2 separate regions of the Mus musculus genome follow, and region 1 is linked to region 2. The links are chromatin loops, found by intact Hi-C in ENCODE. Cell type or tissue: gastrocnemius. All regions are shown on one strand.

Region 1 (8,000 bases), 170 kb before region 2:
TTTCTGAATCCCATTTTGTTTCTAAAGACAAAAAATAAACTAAACAAAGGACAAACTAAGATTTGTTCTCTTGACAAACTTAATCCGTATTTATCAGACTTTAGAAACTAGCTTTTTAGTCTGATAGACCTATATAGAATGTGTATCTAATGTGCTATACAGAATTTTAAAATATCCTATAAGTCTTTTAAAACTTGTTTAGGCATTAAAAGCAAGTTTAAGGCATTAAGAGAAATGGGAGCGGTGGTGACCACTGGTAGAGGACTTGGTTATCACGGTATCACTTGTACAGGTGTACTACTGTGCAGGCAACAATGGCAAGTGCGGTTGACTGATTCACTCTGCCATGACTGTAATAGTCTACACATGTTTGTACCCTCTTTTAAAGTCTTGGGGAGAATTGACACTAAAAGTTCTCAAAACTGGCCAACAGAGCAAATGTGGCAAAACAAACAAAGGTACTTACTAGAATCAACAAGGTGGTTAAGCTGCCAACAACTAAATTGATGATTCGGTCCTGAAAGAGACAACAGTTTGTAAGCCAGATGTCTTGGACTGGGCTGCTGCCAGAATGGAAGATGGAATCTTACAGAATGAAGAGACCAAGAGTTGGCCCTTGACGTCTTCCAAATAAAAAAGCTGTGGTGCTAGGAATGTGGGAATGGCTCTGGAAAGAGAGGGCAACTGAGGAGCGCGTGTGCTATTGGGGATTGCTAGTCCTAACATGGGGAGTAGTGGGGTTGATGCTCAGACCGAGAAATAGGAATGGATGGAAGCGACACAGGAAGTGGCCCTGTCTACCTAAAAATACTTGGTGCTGTTAGAAAGGACCAGAGTGCCATGCTGGAGGGAGACGAAGGCATGTAGTCCAGTGTGTAGTGTAGTCCAGTGGTTTTCTTCTCCAACTTAGTAAAACTTTAGTAATATAAACAAAGAATTATTTGACTGAAGAGTTTTCTTAGGATTTTCATCCCTAATCCAGCCAATTCTTTAAACATACCTAAAGTAGGGGTAACCTAAATTTTACATGTTAAGGTAAACGTGGGCCCAGTGTGTTTTAAAGTACCTTACAAAAATTACAACAAACTCTGAAACCAAGCTTAACAATGTTACAAAGTAATAAGGTTGGCAAGTTATTTATAAGATTACAGAACAGGGGCAAGAGTCGTTGCTCAGTAGTACAGCACTTGCCTGGCCTGCGCAGGACCTAGGTTTGATTTCTCATCACACCCATCCTCAGAGGGGGAAAAATTATATACAACAAGGTTGGGATTTAAGACTTGACTAGGAAACTACTTCAGGGTCACCAAGAATAACTTATTTATGAGAAGCCAAAGCTGAAATCATATTTATGGAGCAGGGGCTGCTGGTCTTCCAGCCACAGCCTTGCACGTGATGCTAGGCAGACTCCATACCACCTTGGCCCTTGAAAGGTTGTTTTAGTATCTACAGAAAGAGGGTATGGAAACAGCAACACACTAAAACTTTTCTTTCAAGTTCTCTATACTTTTGAAAAACACAAGGTGGCAGGCAAAGCTGGGTGTATAGTAGGCTTTGGGTGTGGTGTGCCTGATCTATGCAAGAGCATACCCCAACTTCACTAAGAACTCAACAGGTCGCAACAACACAACCCACCAAAAGTTAAAAGAGACCTGAGAGCAACTTACTACTCGCTTAACTTCCTCCCACACATGCCTACTGTATATGTGTTTATCAGAGTGCAGAAGGATAAAACCTGTACCAGTCTGTGAAACCGTCAACTGAGAATATATGCTCTCAAGAGATTGGAGAAATTTACTATGGGTCTTTGTATCCTAACAGCTCTGTCACTAACAGAGGTATACAAGGTAAATCACAGTTTCCAAATGTCACAGCAGCTTGTCCACCAAAATCAAGAGTAAAGAGGAGAGGGGAAAAAAAAATCAAAACTGACGGAGAGGCAACTGACCAGACATGCTTTCTAAAACTAGGGACGAGGGGGTGGGGAGATGGCTTGCTTAGTAAAGTGCCTTCCACACAAGCCAGGGGACCTGAGTTTGGGCCAGTCCCCAGCATTCACTTAAAAACCTGGACGTGAGGCCTGGAGAGTTGGGCCCAGGTTTGGTTTCCAAGCACGGTCTCAAGCAGCTCACACTTGTAACTCTAGCTCCAGAGGATCTGACACTCTCTCCTGGCCTCTGGTCATACACAGCATACACACACGGTTGTGTTGTGTTTTGTGAAAGCTAGACATAGCAGTGTGCATCGGAGTCCTCCCCTAGAGTTAGATGAGGTGTGGTCTGTAGAGCTCAGTGTCCAGCCAGAGGAGCCGAATGAGAGAACTTATCTCAAAAAATAGATGGAGAATGTTAAGGAAAATGATTGAACATCAACCCCTGACATACATATGTATGTACATATGGATGAAATTGCAGTATGATCTGCACATGGAAAAAGGCTCAGGAAAATCAAAGTGCCTAAGGTCTAAGTAAAAGAAACAAGATTGCCAGGCCTACTCCCCCCATAAAAAGCTGCACATTCCTTGCTAGACAGCATATCCTCAAAGCCACTCCTGCTGTCAGTTGACAGATGGCACCTCACAAAGCCTATTAGCATGCCCTGTTAGCCTATTACGGTAGCATAACTGTTGTGATCATGTAATGAAAGCACACCTAAATAGTCTCCTGCCTGGCTTCTAGATAGTCACTCGACAGTTTCCTTAATCAACAGCTACTCTGCTAAAGTGCAGCAGCTCTCTCCGTTCCTGAGGTAGATGTGGCCGAAATGCTTAGCAGGGTTTGCTTCCTCACAGCCAGTGCCCGGCCCTCAGGTCTCCTGCTTTTGAGTACCGTAAATCCAGGTCAGAAGAGCCAGAGTTCATTAGAAATTTCCCACTTCTAATGCTGTATCCAGACCTGGTTACTCTAATAAGGTCTATGTGCCAGCTGTGTTAGCCTCACCTAAGAGCTGGTTTAAATCCCCACACACACACACACACTCTCTCTCTCTCTCTCTCTCTCTCTCTCTCTCTCTCTCTCTCTCTCTCTCTCTCTCTCCCTCCCTCCCTCCCTCCCTCCCTCCCTCCCTCCCTCCCTCCCTCTCTCCCTCTCCCTCTGGATCTGCTGAGTCAAAATATTTTTAACAAGATCTGGTATGAGTCTTGAGCAAGCCACTTCGATAGTTCAGAGCTAGGGTAGAAATCCTTTGTCTGGGACAAAGATTATATTCCAGGGTACAGCAGGTTCTTCTAGCCAATCTCCAAATCAAAGAACTGATAATTCGATTACTAGTTAAGGTGTCAAAGTGCATTTAAGGCTAGAATTTGCTCCACATTGGTCCCTGGATACAAATGCTGGGTTTAAACTTCGTCATTTATAAGATAAACTGAAACTCAAGTTTTTCTGTCTGCAACTAGTGCTATCTTTCCCAGAAACCATTCCACAACCCCAAGTTTTTTTTTTTTTGTCCTAGTTCTTAGATTACTCTGCCACTATGTGACCCCCCCAAATGGATCCTTTAACCCCATTTTGTTTGGAAGAGTAAAATAAACTGATAGTCTCAACAATTTATAATTCTGATTCTGCTTCAGACTACACTTGTAACTTACAAAGGCCCCGGTCTTGTCTGGCCAGTCATTTAATTGTCCAGCACACTGTTAGAAGGTACACATTGACTCAAACTCAGGTAGTAAAGGCCTTAACAGGATATAGACAGGACCATCCAGGAGCCAAGCAGCTATCATCCACTCTTGGGAAACACTCTGTTGCTATAGAGTTTAGAATGCTCACAAGCATCATGTCCAGTCTTCTATTTCCACAGCAACTAATGTTGTCCTTATTCCCAAAACAGATTTTGTGTGAAACAGTAACAATAAAAAGATGAAGGTGAAACTCTAAAAGAGTTTCCAGAACACTTAAAAAGTAGGAAGAGGTAAGAGAATTTATGGGTGAAATTGCCTATGAAATAATTTCTGATTTAAACTCCTGTCTCTTCAATGAGGCTTTGCTGTCCATGGCTTCAAGTTACCTGTGGGTCAGAAATCCAAAAGAGAAATTCCCAAAATAAACAGTGTATGTGTTTTAAACTACATTATTCTGAGTAGCATAATAAAATCATGTCTAGCTCCAGCCCACCTAAGATCTGAATCATCCTTTTCACAGCACTGACATTACACAGTACCCATGCTCGTTGGTGTAGCCAACTCAGCTGTCCGATCTCAAGAGCATTTGTGTTCAGTGAATCTTGTGCATAACAGAGTGAGTGTCAATTACGATAAGCCACTGAGCGCTGCCTTTGGACTCACGTTGCGGAGGAGGGAGTTGCTGGGGTTTAATAACATCTACTGTACAAACACATCTCTGTGAAGTTCTGCAAAAGGGAGGGTTCATACTCATTTTACTGTTACTCCTCAAAAGGGAAGGTACAGCCACAGTATATGGCTAGTCCTTAGCTAAGGAAAAGACATGTTACTATACATAACTTTAGGTGTCTCTTGAAGACAGAGGACACTTCTGAGATATGTGGCAGATTCTCGCTCATCAAAGTATGAAACCTGGATCATCAAATGAGGCACACTTCTGGCTCTAGGCAGCCTTTGTTACATGACATTGAATATAAAAGTGCAGTTTTTCATACACACTCAGGTCTCATTCTGGTCCATAAAATAAGCTAAAGGTCTGATAGGTACATTCGCAATACAGTGACTGTGAATTGAGAGGTGAAATGGTTGAGACGCTGCTCCCAATTTGACCATCCCTCAACATCTCTTCAACTTCAAACCCTTTCTGGATAGCATCCCTCAGAAGAGTCCCATTTCAAGACCCCCAAACATCACCCATTTTACACTTACTACATCAAAGTAAGACAAACCACCTGTTTTCATAAAGGCTGGCAGTTAATGGTGGGACAGGTGACCTCTCCTTCAGCATTGCACACTAGGGAATTAAACCGTTAAGTGGCCAACAGCATTTTCCTTAAAGCGTCTCACCAGTAGAGGGAGCTCCCCTCTGACTTGGGACCTGAGCTGTACACAGCCAACAGTGGCTTCTATGCTTGAGGGATGGGCATGTAGCAGAACAGCTTCATCAGTGACTTGGTACCGCCCACCATCCTCTCAAGTGCTTCCTGGAACCGCACTTCAGGCATCTCGAAGATGAGACATGTTGAGATATGTGGCAATTCCAAACCTCCCCCAAACAGCTCATGCTCCTATGTCCTAATCCTAGACTGAACAGGCAGGACTTCACCAGGCTGGACATTTTGTTTGCCAGGCCAGCTTAAAACCAAATTCAATCATAACAAATCCCCTGTCTCATCTCAACTAAGTGCTATGCCAAACCCTCCTTGTACTACTCTTTTACGTTCTCTTCTTCTGTCCCAAAAACTGGACCCCATTCATTAGTCAGAGCATAACCAATCTGCTACACCAAACCTGTGACTTGTGACCCTCCCCTGCAGACTGTGGGGTTAGCAATTTCAGAAATGCACTGAAGACTCCCTGGAGGAAGCATCTTGGGAATCTGACCCTGAGCCACGTGGTCTAAAAAACCCCAAAACCCCTGGGGAGTGCCTAAGGCACTAAGCCTAGTTCTGGATAATTCTAAATATCTTAAAACTACTCATCTCTTCCTCTACACATTGACATCATTGTTGGGGATGGTAAGGCCAAAGCTGCTTTTATTTTCAGACTTTGAGCCACTTCATATAATAGAAGCCCAGCCCAGTTGTATACTTTCTAAGTTTGTATCATGGTATATGCCCTCATCCTCCCAGAAGAGCACCTTTTCCTATCAAGCCACTAATCTGCGAGGGCTGCCAATGTTCACAGTGACTTCATTGTATCTTACCATATTCTTCTGCCAACAATACCCAGAATTATCAAGATGGTGTTAAAGGAAGAAACAAGGTTTACTACAGATTGCCCTTTTCTAGCCTCAGCTAACCCCTCACTGTGTTTCACTGGTCTTCGGAGTTGACTGCTTCCGACCTCTCCAGGAAGTGGCTGGCACCCTCTATCCTTGGACTCTGAGTCCTATCCTCAATCCCATTGTTATATCCTTAGCCATCCCCACACGCAGATGCTGAGAGAGAAAGGAGTGCCCAGTTTCCATTCCATCCTAAAGAGGATCTCAAAGAGGCCTGCATTGCTGTCCCTCCTGTACCTGTGCCCTTCCTCGGTCTGCTATCCCCATTTGTACCATTGGCCACTGGTTCTCAATGAGGAACACCACTGCCCATAAAGTCTCAAGTCCCTCAATGTCAGAAGAGCACTACCCCCCCCCCCCACCTTCTACCAAGCTTGCTACTTAGATAGAAAGCTTTCACTTTCTGCTCTTTCTATTGACTGAGAATAGAAAATAGTAGATGAAGAGTGACCAGGGCACAGACGGGGGCAATGCGGAACCACTGCAGTGTGAAAGTTGAGAAGCCCTTTTTAAGGAAAAGCAAGGAAATATACAAGAATCTAGAGACAGGTGTTGCCAACAAATTATGCAGCATTGGCCAAAAATGTATACAGTGGCAACCACCAAAAAGAATATGGAAATAATCACCAGGGCTGACTTGAGAGGTACTGTCCTCTTTGGAGCCCGACATGGTGGTTGATGTGGTTTGAATAGGTTTGGCCCCATAGACATGTGTTTGAATGCTTGGCCCATGGGGAGTGGCACTACTATTAGGTGTCGCTGTGGGGCAGGACTGTGAGGTGAGGTCTCCTATGCTCAAGCTCTGCCCAGCAGTTTCTTCCTTGCTACCAATGGATCAAGATGTGAAACTCTCGACTCCTCCAGCACCATGTCTGCCTGCACGATGCCAGCCTTCCCATCAATATGATAATGGACTGAACCTATGGAACTATAAGTCAGCCCCAATCATACGGTTTCTTTTATAATACTTGCCTTGATCATGGTCTCTTGACAGCAATAAAACCCTAACTAAGACAGTGGCACATGCCTTTAATTCCACCACTTAGGCAGAGGCTGGTGTGTCTCTGAATCTATGGACAACCTGCTCTACAGAATGAGTTCCAGGACAACCAGGGCTATGAAAAAAAAAAAAACCTGTCTAGAAAAAATATTTGTAGAGAGAGGAAGGAATGGATAGCATCTTTGAGAAGTGATTAATACAAAAAAGTGGGGGGGGGTGCCCTCTTGCATGGGATCAGCACCTCTCAAAGCCTTCTCTTGCCATTCCATTCTGCTATATTGAGAACACAGCATCACTGCCCCCCAGGGGGCAGCAGCAAGTCACCATCTTGAAAGCAGCCCCTTACCTGATACTAATCCTGCTGATACCTTGGTCTTGGACTTCCCAACCTCTTAAAACAGTGAGAAAATTAACTTCTGTTCTTAATTTATACACCAAGTGGCAGTTTGTCCCAGGGGCACCAATGTACTAAAACCAAGGCCAAGTGAACCTAGAAAGCAATGGTAACAGAGGAAAGGTATGTTCTGTCATCCTCTTAGCACATGGGATCCATGAGAAAAGATGTGACCTAGCATATTTTCTGGGATGTAGATGTGCACTTCACTGATTGGCACTGGGCTCTTGATGAGATCCACTGTCACCATGCCCAGCTAACATTCTACTCATGCTTCCAGGTCAAGACTCAGAAGTCTGTCCCGATATTCTTGAGAACTCCCAACTCTGAAAGGGTACAATATAACACCTATCAGTTCTTTTTTTTTTTTTAAGATTTATTTATTATTATATCTAAGTACCCTGTAGCTGTCTTCAGGCACACCAGAAGAGGGCGTCAGATCTCATTATGGATGGTTGTGAACCACCATGTGGTTGCTGGGATTTGAGCTCAGGACCTTCGGAAGAGCAGCCGGTGCTCTTAACCACTGAGCCATCCCTCCAGCCCGACATCTATCAGTTCTTAGCTCCCTAGCCCACAAATGTCTGAGTCCTGGGTACTCCTAGTAAGGGAAGCAAAGCAACAGGCCAATGTGCAAAGCCCACTAGGCAGCCCTTCTTCCCATGGTTCACTTTAAGTGAGGCAGTAAGAACTGGAGTCACAT
Region 2 (8,000 bases):
GGAACAGTAGCACAGCCCTGGGGAAGCAGTAGGTATGCAGCAATCGTATGTATATTACCTGTAAGGTCCATGCAATTTTTCAACATACATTGACTCAAATTTTCTTTCTTGGGTCAAGGATACAACAGTTCGAATATTTTCTATTGCCTCTGTTGCAATCTATAACAGAGAGATCTTCATTAGAAGTGTTACTTTTATTTCTGAAGTGAAAAATAACTGTCTGGTGTACTGTAAGTGCCAAGTAAATGTGGTTCCTTCCAATAAAATCAAAAGGCAGAATATGTTCTTTAAGACCAGGTCTCTAACAAAACTGGGCTTGGGTTGGCACAGTAGAGTAGCTAAGTCTCTGGGTGCTCATGGAAGCGAATACCTGAAGCCCAGAATGGAACATAAACCCCTGCCATCAGGCAGTCACTTCAATCACAGCCATTTAGTGACCTTGCTTTCTTTATAGGGTAGAATCTAGAAGACATGATTTAGCAATGGTTTCTAGAGGTCATTTGAAATCATGACCATTTTCACCTTGGTCACATCCTTTCTTAAACAAGCTGTCTGCCCACAAGCAGGAGACTCCAACTGGAAATGAATTGACCCGGCTTTATATTGCTATTTAAATGACGGAAGCATGCCTGAATCTGGTTAATCAGACTTGGTTTCCTGGAGCTGGAGGAAGTACCTGTTAGAAGGCCCTGTGGATTCTGAGAGGTAGCCGTCATTTGGGGAGCAGATATGAATGCAGATGGTTGAGGAGTAAGACAGATGTGCAGAGAGGCTTAAAGAGAGCACAGCCTGTGGACTCAGGAGGCAGAAACTCAGAGCGAATGTAGCCCATGGGACTAAGAAACAGAGGCATATGTACAGAGAGACTCAGAGACAATACAGCCTGTGTGTCTAAGAGACAGAGGCATGGACTAAGAGACAGAGGCATATGTACAGAGAGACTCAGAGACAATACAGCCTGTGTGTCTAAGAGACAGAGGCATGGACTAAGAGACAGAGGCATATGTACAGAGAGACTCAGAGACAATACAGCCTGTGGGTCTAAGAGACAGAGGCATATGTACAGAGAGACTCAGAAACAATACAGCCTGTGGGTCTAAGAGACAGAGGCATATGTACAGAGAGACTCAGAGACAATATAGCCCATGGTACTAAGAGACAGAGGCATATGTACAGAGAGACTCAGAGACAATACAGCCTGTGTGTCTAAGAGACAGAGGCATGGACTAAGAGACAGAGGCATATGTACAGAGAGACTCAGAGACAATACAGCCTGTGTGTCTAAGAGACAGAGGCATGGACTAAGAGACAGAGGCATATGTACAGAGAGACTCAGAGACAATACAGCCTGTGGGTCTAAGAGACAGAGGCATATGTACAGAGAGACTCAGAAACAATACAGCCTGTGGGTCTAAGAGACAGAGGCATATGTACAGAGAGACTCAGAGACAATATAGCCCATGGTACTAAGAGACAGAGGCATATGTACAGAGAGACTCAGAGACAATACAGCCTGTGTGTCTAAGAGACAGAGGCATGGACTAAGAGACAGAGGCATATGTACAGAGAGACTCAGAGACAATACAGCCTGTGTGTCTAAGAGACAGAGGCATGGACTAAGAGACAGAGGCATATGTACAGAGAGACTCAGAGACAATACAGCCTGTGGGTCTAAGAGGCAGTGAGCTTATTATTGTCTTCTCTTGAAATACATTCTTTTTGTCAAACCACTTTAACCCAAGCCAGTCAGAAGTTTTGCTGTTTTGTTTTTAATTCTTATAGCCAAACCACCCTTAGTGTATTGACTGTGATTAGCTATTGAGTTTAAATCACATCAACACTAGGGTTATCAGATGTTAAATTTTGTGTTTTCGTTTCATCAGCTTCAACACTTGTAGCCTTCAGTTGTAAGTAGGTGAAAGATATTTTTTACATTAGGCTAAAAAACTCTATCTTTAAAATAGTAATAATAATCTAACAGATAGTAGAAGCAGCCAAAATGTTGCCACATTGAAGGGCACAGTTTCCTTTAGCCTGAGGACAACCCTGTAGGGTAGTATTACTCCTGTTTTTACAGAATGAGGAAGTAAGGTGCAGAGGGGGTTCCCCACTAGCCTAAAGACTCAGAATTAACTCGGAGCATGAGGACTGCCAGGCAACCTGATGCCAAGTCTGCTCTTAGCCAGTTGCACTGACTGCTCTGTCTATTTTGAGATTTTGCACATGGAGAAACCAGTTACAAACAAGTTTACCATTAACCCTTGATTTTCTGGCCATGGACTAACTTTGTGGTCTAGTTCTGACAGGCGCCTGAGCTCAGTAAACGGGATCTACTCAAGATGGTCATGATATAAATTTGTTATTTGGATCACAAAGGATGGCCTGATGGAACTAATTAGTAGGCTGTGCATATATTAGTGTTATATTTAGAGGATTGTATTACATGTATAATATGATTTATAACTATAATCTTATTTTGCCATCTTCCTCCTACTACCTAGCACCAATTGCTCATATTAAAAAGTCCTCCTTGAAACATTGAAATGAGACTATCCCAATTCCTGATATACTTTATTCACTAATAAAAAATTGTACCCAAGTAAAATACCGTATCTTTTTGAGCAAGTAGTGGAGAGGAGCTCACCCAGGTCTCTGCTCCCTTCTCTGAGTCCAGTTTCACTATGCTGCTCCACAGGGTAGAACTAATGTGTACCCCACTAGTCTTAAACTAGCATGGATACTCCCTCATCTGCCTTCCAAGGACCTTCAAAGGATTATAAGCTACCTACCACACAAGAAACTAACCCTGATTCTACCCATGAACCAACAGTTGGTTTAGAAAACAAAATTGAACCATGATTGGATTGTTGGGGATTAAAATATTTGTACTATCTCACAAACCTAACATTAGGTTGCATCGTAAGCCGTTCAGCCACCGATCCCCACGATGGCAGCTTTAGGAAGTTTATGAAGGAACCTGGACAGCATCAGGAATAGCACCTCATTTCACCAAGACCAAAAAGGCCACTAGAACTAAGAGATTTCTCTCCAGCATCAAATGGTATGAGCAGAAGGACAGGATTGAGAACTGAACATTTTTGTATGTTTAAAACACTCCTCAATTCTTACAACTATACTTCTGTCAAATTTTGATAATTCTCATTGCTACCAAAATATAACTCTCTCAGTAGAGCCATGGTCACTATGTTGGGTCAATTCAAGATATTTTTTTTTTGTGTGTAATTTGCTGAATGAAAATTTATCTTCATTATGATCATGTTCTCTTGAGGAATGAAGAAGGACTACTACAAGATGGTGGAAGACAGAACTTTTTTTTTTAAGGGGGATTTGTTTGTTTGCCTGTTTGGTTGGTTTTGTTGTTGATGCTGTTGTTTTTTAGTCTGTGGCATACAGTGTGAAGAAAATGGTATCCTTCGGTACCTAAAAACAGTACATAAGAAACAGCTCAGCACCTGGGAACAAGAATGAAGTCCAGGACCCACAACACACAGGTTTCCAGAGAACTCTGATTCCAGGGCAAGGCCATGCCTGCAGAAGTGACAAGTGTCTGGGGGACACTGACCCCATGGAATGGCAGCCATGACCACTGATGGGAGGAAGTGGCAGATCTCAGTGAACAGAATTGGTTAAGTGGAAACATGTATCACTGCAATCCTAGTCTCCGTTATGTTTTTGTTTATTTTATGATAGTGTATTGCTATGTAACCCAGAATGGCTTTGAAGGAACGGCAATCCTCATGCCTCTAACTCTTGAGTAATGGGTGTATAAGCATGTGCCATAGATAGGTAGACAGTCACTCAGTACCAAAGCCTGTCTCTTCATAAAGTAGAGACCCTGTCTTTCCCACTATACATAGTTATGAAAGTGTTTGCAGTGATGCTTGTGAGAGAATTTTAAGACTGGTGCTGTAGAAACTATCAGTTTATACTAACCATGTGCTTTACTTCCTAAGTTTTCATTAAAGGATGATGTATGCTTTACCATCTGAATGTGTGTGCCTTGCAGATCACATGTTTATATGTAGATTTAGACATAGATGCGTAATGAGAGACTAGGATTGTGCTTTGGCTTGGACTTACTTCCTGTCCACATGTCTACATTTGCAAAAGTGAAGGGTCTGGTTCAGCAGGTCAGAGACTGCCATATCCAGGGATCCACCTCATAATCAGCATTCAAACGCTGACACCATTGCATACACTAGCAAGATTTTGCTGAAAGGACCCAGATATAGCTGTCTCTTGTGAGACTATGCCGGGGCCTAGCAAACACAGAAGTGGATGCTCACAGTCAGCTAATGGATGGATCACAAGGCTCCCAATGGAGGAGCTAGAGAAAGTAGCCAAGGAGCTAAAAGGATCTGCAACCCTATAGGTGGAACAACATTATGAACTAACCAGTACCCCGGAGCTCTTGACTCTAGCTGCATATGTAGCAAAAGATGGCCTAGTCAGCCATCACTGGAAAGAGAGGCCCATTGGACACGCAAACTTTATATGCCCCAGTACAGGGGAACGCCAGGGCCAAAAAGGGGGAGTGGGTGGGTAGGGGAGTGGGGGTGGGTGGGTATGGGGGACTTTGGTATAGCATTGGAAATGTAAATGAGCTAAATACCTAATAAAAAATGGAAAAAAAAAAAAAGAACTACAAAATAGGGAATTACTGCCACCTGGTGGGGCTAACTTTAACAATAAAAAAATTCATATCAGGATGGGGGACAGGTACAAGGAATCTTCTTGTAGATAATTCATTTCTATACTCTGCCTTACACTTGTAAAAACAGAGACATTTATTGTATCAATGATGCCAGGATATGATGTCAAGATGAAATACATTCAGGCAGTTTGAAAGAGATTTATAACAAGTTCTGTCTGGAAGCTAGAAATGTCACAAGAACTATCCCAGTCTCAGTTCCAGGCATTATCAATACTGTAGAACATTTCTGCACAGCCCATATATTATCAGCTGTAGTGTGTAACATGACAAAGCAAGCCAGGTGTGTGTACAAGCAGCCCTTCTGTTAGCTGATGCCCACTTAGCTCACCTTTCCAGCAGCTTCCATTTCCTTTTTATCTCTCTTGGCATTGCCAGCCAACATTTTCATTTCAACAATTCCTGCTACAGCAATGAATGGAACAACCGATAACAGCAGAAGTGTCAGTTGCCAACCGTAAATAAATGATATAATAATACCGGTTCCAAGGTTGGCTGTGTTCTGTGCAATTAAAGCCAACCTGGTTCCCGTGGCCTGCAAGAGAAACAGAATAAGGCAGCTGAGTCACTCCTAAAGCCATGTGTTCCAGGCTTAGGGCCCTACTCAGAATGTGAAGAGCTTCACCTGCTCAATGAACCCACAGCTTGTGCCTAACCCACAAGGCTGGACAGGCTCTGTTCTCATCCTTCCAGCCCATGGAGTCACCTACTGTACAGATAAGCTGTGAGGACATGAACCTTTCAAAAGGGGAGTCTAACCACAACCCCAATAATTTAAATAACCACTTGTTTCAATTGTTCAGACAGAAATTTACACTCTCCTTGAAACCAAGTTACCAAGTATTCACTTCCTACAAGACTGTCAACCACCAAACGCTACAGTTGAATTAGTTGTTGTGCAGTTCAAAAAATCAGGACCATTGTCATAGACATTGCTGTCAACTCTCTGGTGTGTCTCTTCCCTTCTCTTCTCCTGTGAGATCAGTGAACCACACAGGGTGGGGACCTAAGCTGGCCAGAGAACAGCCTTCTCTTGAGATAGCTATTGGCTCAGGCTTGAGTGTGATTTATGAGCTGTTACAACAAGAGTTATGGAAAGGGCTTTCATTTGATGGATGAGGTACAGATTTGTGTCCTTTTCAGAGGAGAAATGAAGAAGCTTTTAGTTCTAGTTGCTAACTAGGAGATGAGCCCCACAGAGCCAACATGGAGGAGGCAATGCACCAGACAGACAGAAGGAACCTGGGCCTCTGATGCCTGTACCGAGCCAGCTCATTAGTCTACTTGAAGTCTAAACTTCCCATTGCGGTTCAAGTCCGCTTCAGCTGGATGGGATGTTCCTGGTTTTCCAATTAAAAATATCTTTGCAAAACTGTTTTTAGGGCCTTGTGCACTCCAGGCAAGCTCTCCACCACTGAGCTATCCACTCTGCCCCCACCCCCAACCCCAGCTGAAAGCATCTCAGTAGATGGAGCAATGCCATGCTTCCTTTCTTAAGGAAAAGACTAGCAGAGCGCAGTCTTCTTACTCCTTGGACTTGCGCAGCATCTGTGGCGAGTCTTGTAGAAAGTGCTCCAGTACTGTTTTTATGATCATCAAACCAGCTCATGTCCTGTGGGATAAAACACACCTTTAAATTAACGCACAGTTAAAACCAACAAAAACAAAGCACTCTCGAAGTACTTCAGTGAAGAGAGATATCTAAACTGACTGTGGGTATTGGAATTCAGGGGAGACCTTCTATACAGAGTGGGGGTCCAGACACAACCCTGAGCACCCGACTGCAGACACACAAGGCCACATGTCCTAACTATTCCCCATAAGAGAAAGGGGTCCTAGTCAGAGGGAAGGAATGGGTTCATCTGCCAAGTCCACCCAAGGCTGGGCTCCGGTGGGTGCACTATCTACCAAATTGTCACAGATAGCCCTTGTTACAACTTGTACTGTGGACACCTCTACTCCCTAGGATGCCATTCTCACTAAGAGACAAGTCTTTTTTTTTTTTTTAATAAACTGTAAACAAGGGAATTAAATGTTGAATTCTTGCTATGCTTTTATTTTGTCTGCATAAGGATTTTTAAAGTGTGTCTTCTTGGTTTGATACTAATTATAAGTATTTATTGGCAGTATTTTTTACTTGCATTTAAAGTTATTTCTCCCACATAGCAGGAGTTTGGAAGGTCTCCCAAAGAATTCATCAATTCAGACATGCTCAAACTGCGATGCCTGCCGTGTGCCCAGTGTGAACAGGGACAATGCCAATTCAAGTCTACTGGCTCTCTTCATGATCTGTTCTTTAAAGGTGGGACACATGTTTTCACTTTCCCATACAACCTACCCCAGAATAGGAACTTACATAATATGTACAATTTCAATAAATGAACTGGTGAATAAAAGTGAAAACAGGCACAAGGCAAAACATAAGTCAATTTCTAGCTTTTGGGAAAACCTAGTTGGAAGGTCGACTGTGACAGATAAACATGGACACTATCAACCATCTTCTCCAAAGACTGGCCATTGTCTGCAGAATCCAAAGATCAGACACAAATACTGTAAATGACTGTACACATGGAGACAGATAGTTGCAGAATAAGCCAAAGAGCTCTTGAAATGTCTGCTCCCAGGAAAACCTTGAGAAGTCATGGGCTATTTCAGAACCCCAGTAACTTGTAGGGCCCTAGTCGTTCTTTGCGTGGAAGTCTTGGAGGGGAAATATGAGCATTGGCTTGCCAACAGCAGCAGGCAGAGTCCTAAATCTAAACACTAGGTATCATCTGCAATGCACTCACCTGCCTTAGCATCGCTTTAAAGGCCATGGACCGGAGCCTTGTGGTGAGGATCTCTCCAGCTTTCCCAAACGTGAAGCCCTAGGGGAGACAAAAAGTCTCAGGACCCCTTTGCTTCTCATTAGTGTCCTGACACAACTACAGACACTCACATTTATTTTACTATTCAGCCAATAAAAGTTAACTTGAAATGTAGGTGCTGCTGAGTCATTGTGAGGTTTGGAACTGTAACACCAAAAGTCCAGGTTTGGCTTCTCTCCCATTTCAATAACTTTCGAGGGCAGAATCTCAGTAACTAAGACACCGTGTTGAACTAGATATAATAATATAATTCAAAGTGCCTAGCTTCTAAATTCTGCAGTCGCACTCTGGTTGCTGCACTGTAGAAAGAAAGATGTCTTTCCTCTCAAACTCCAAATGAGCCCAAGGGCCCAGCCCCACCTGCTCTGGGATGAAGCCACAATTAGGTTTCACTTCCACTC

Evidence for each region. Hi-C counts contacts between places; a loop is a spot of excess contacts. Peaks named below come from ENCODE experiments on the same cell type or tissue, not always from the same donor. Only the 100,000 strongest peaks of a DNase experiment are listed, where the experiment ranks them.
Region 1: it touches region 2 in a loop (2.6-fold over the local background); 10 of 42 quality-filtered maps call a loop at or near these places.

Annotation. Positions count from the first base shown.
Region 1 is chr5:9,108,997-9,116,996 of GRCm38, reverse strand. It overlaps Tmem243 (transmembrane protein 243, mitochondrial), which reads right to left. Exons shown (of 5, transcript NM_001081029.1): 3 at 467-517. Among named protein-coding and RNA genes, the nearest start is that of Tmem243, 12 kb to the right of the region's middle. In gastrocnemius, CTCF peaks have their summits at 4,962 (motif pointing right) and 7,210 (motif pointing right); DNase peaks (open chromatin) are centred at 572, 2,052, 2,594 and 4,995.
Region 2 is chr5:8,938,178-8,946,177 of GRCm38, reverse strand. Abcb4 (ATP-binding cassette, sub-family B (MDR/TAP), member 4) reads right to left here. Exons shown (of 28, transcript NM_008830.2): 19 at 7,522-7,599; 20 at 6,261-6,344; 21 at 5,064-5,267; 22 at 59-159. Gm31388 (a long non-coding RNA gene) reads left to right here and starts at 503. Exons shown (of 3, transcript XR_001784769.2): 1 at 503-3,646; 2 at 6,902-7,034. In gastrocnemius, a CTCF peak has its summit at 4,705 (motif pointing left); no DNase peak of the experiment used is centred here; H3K27ac peaks cover 4,536 bases.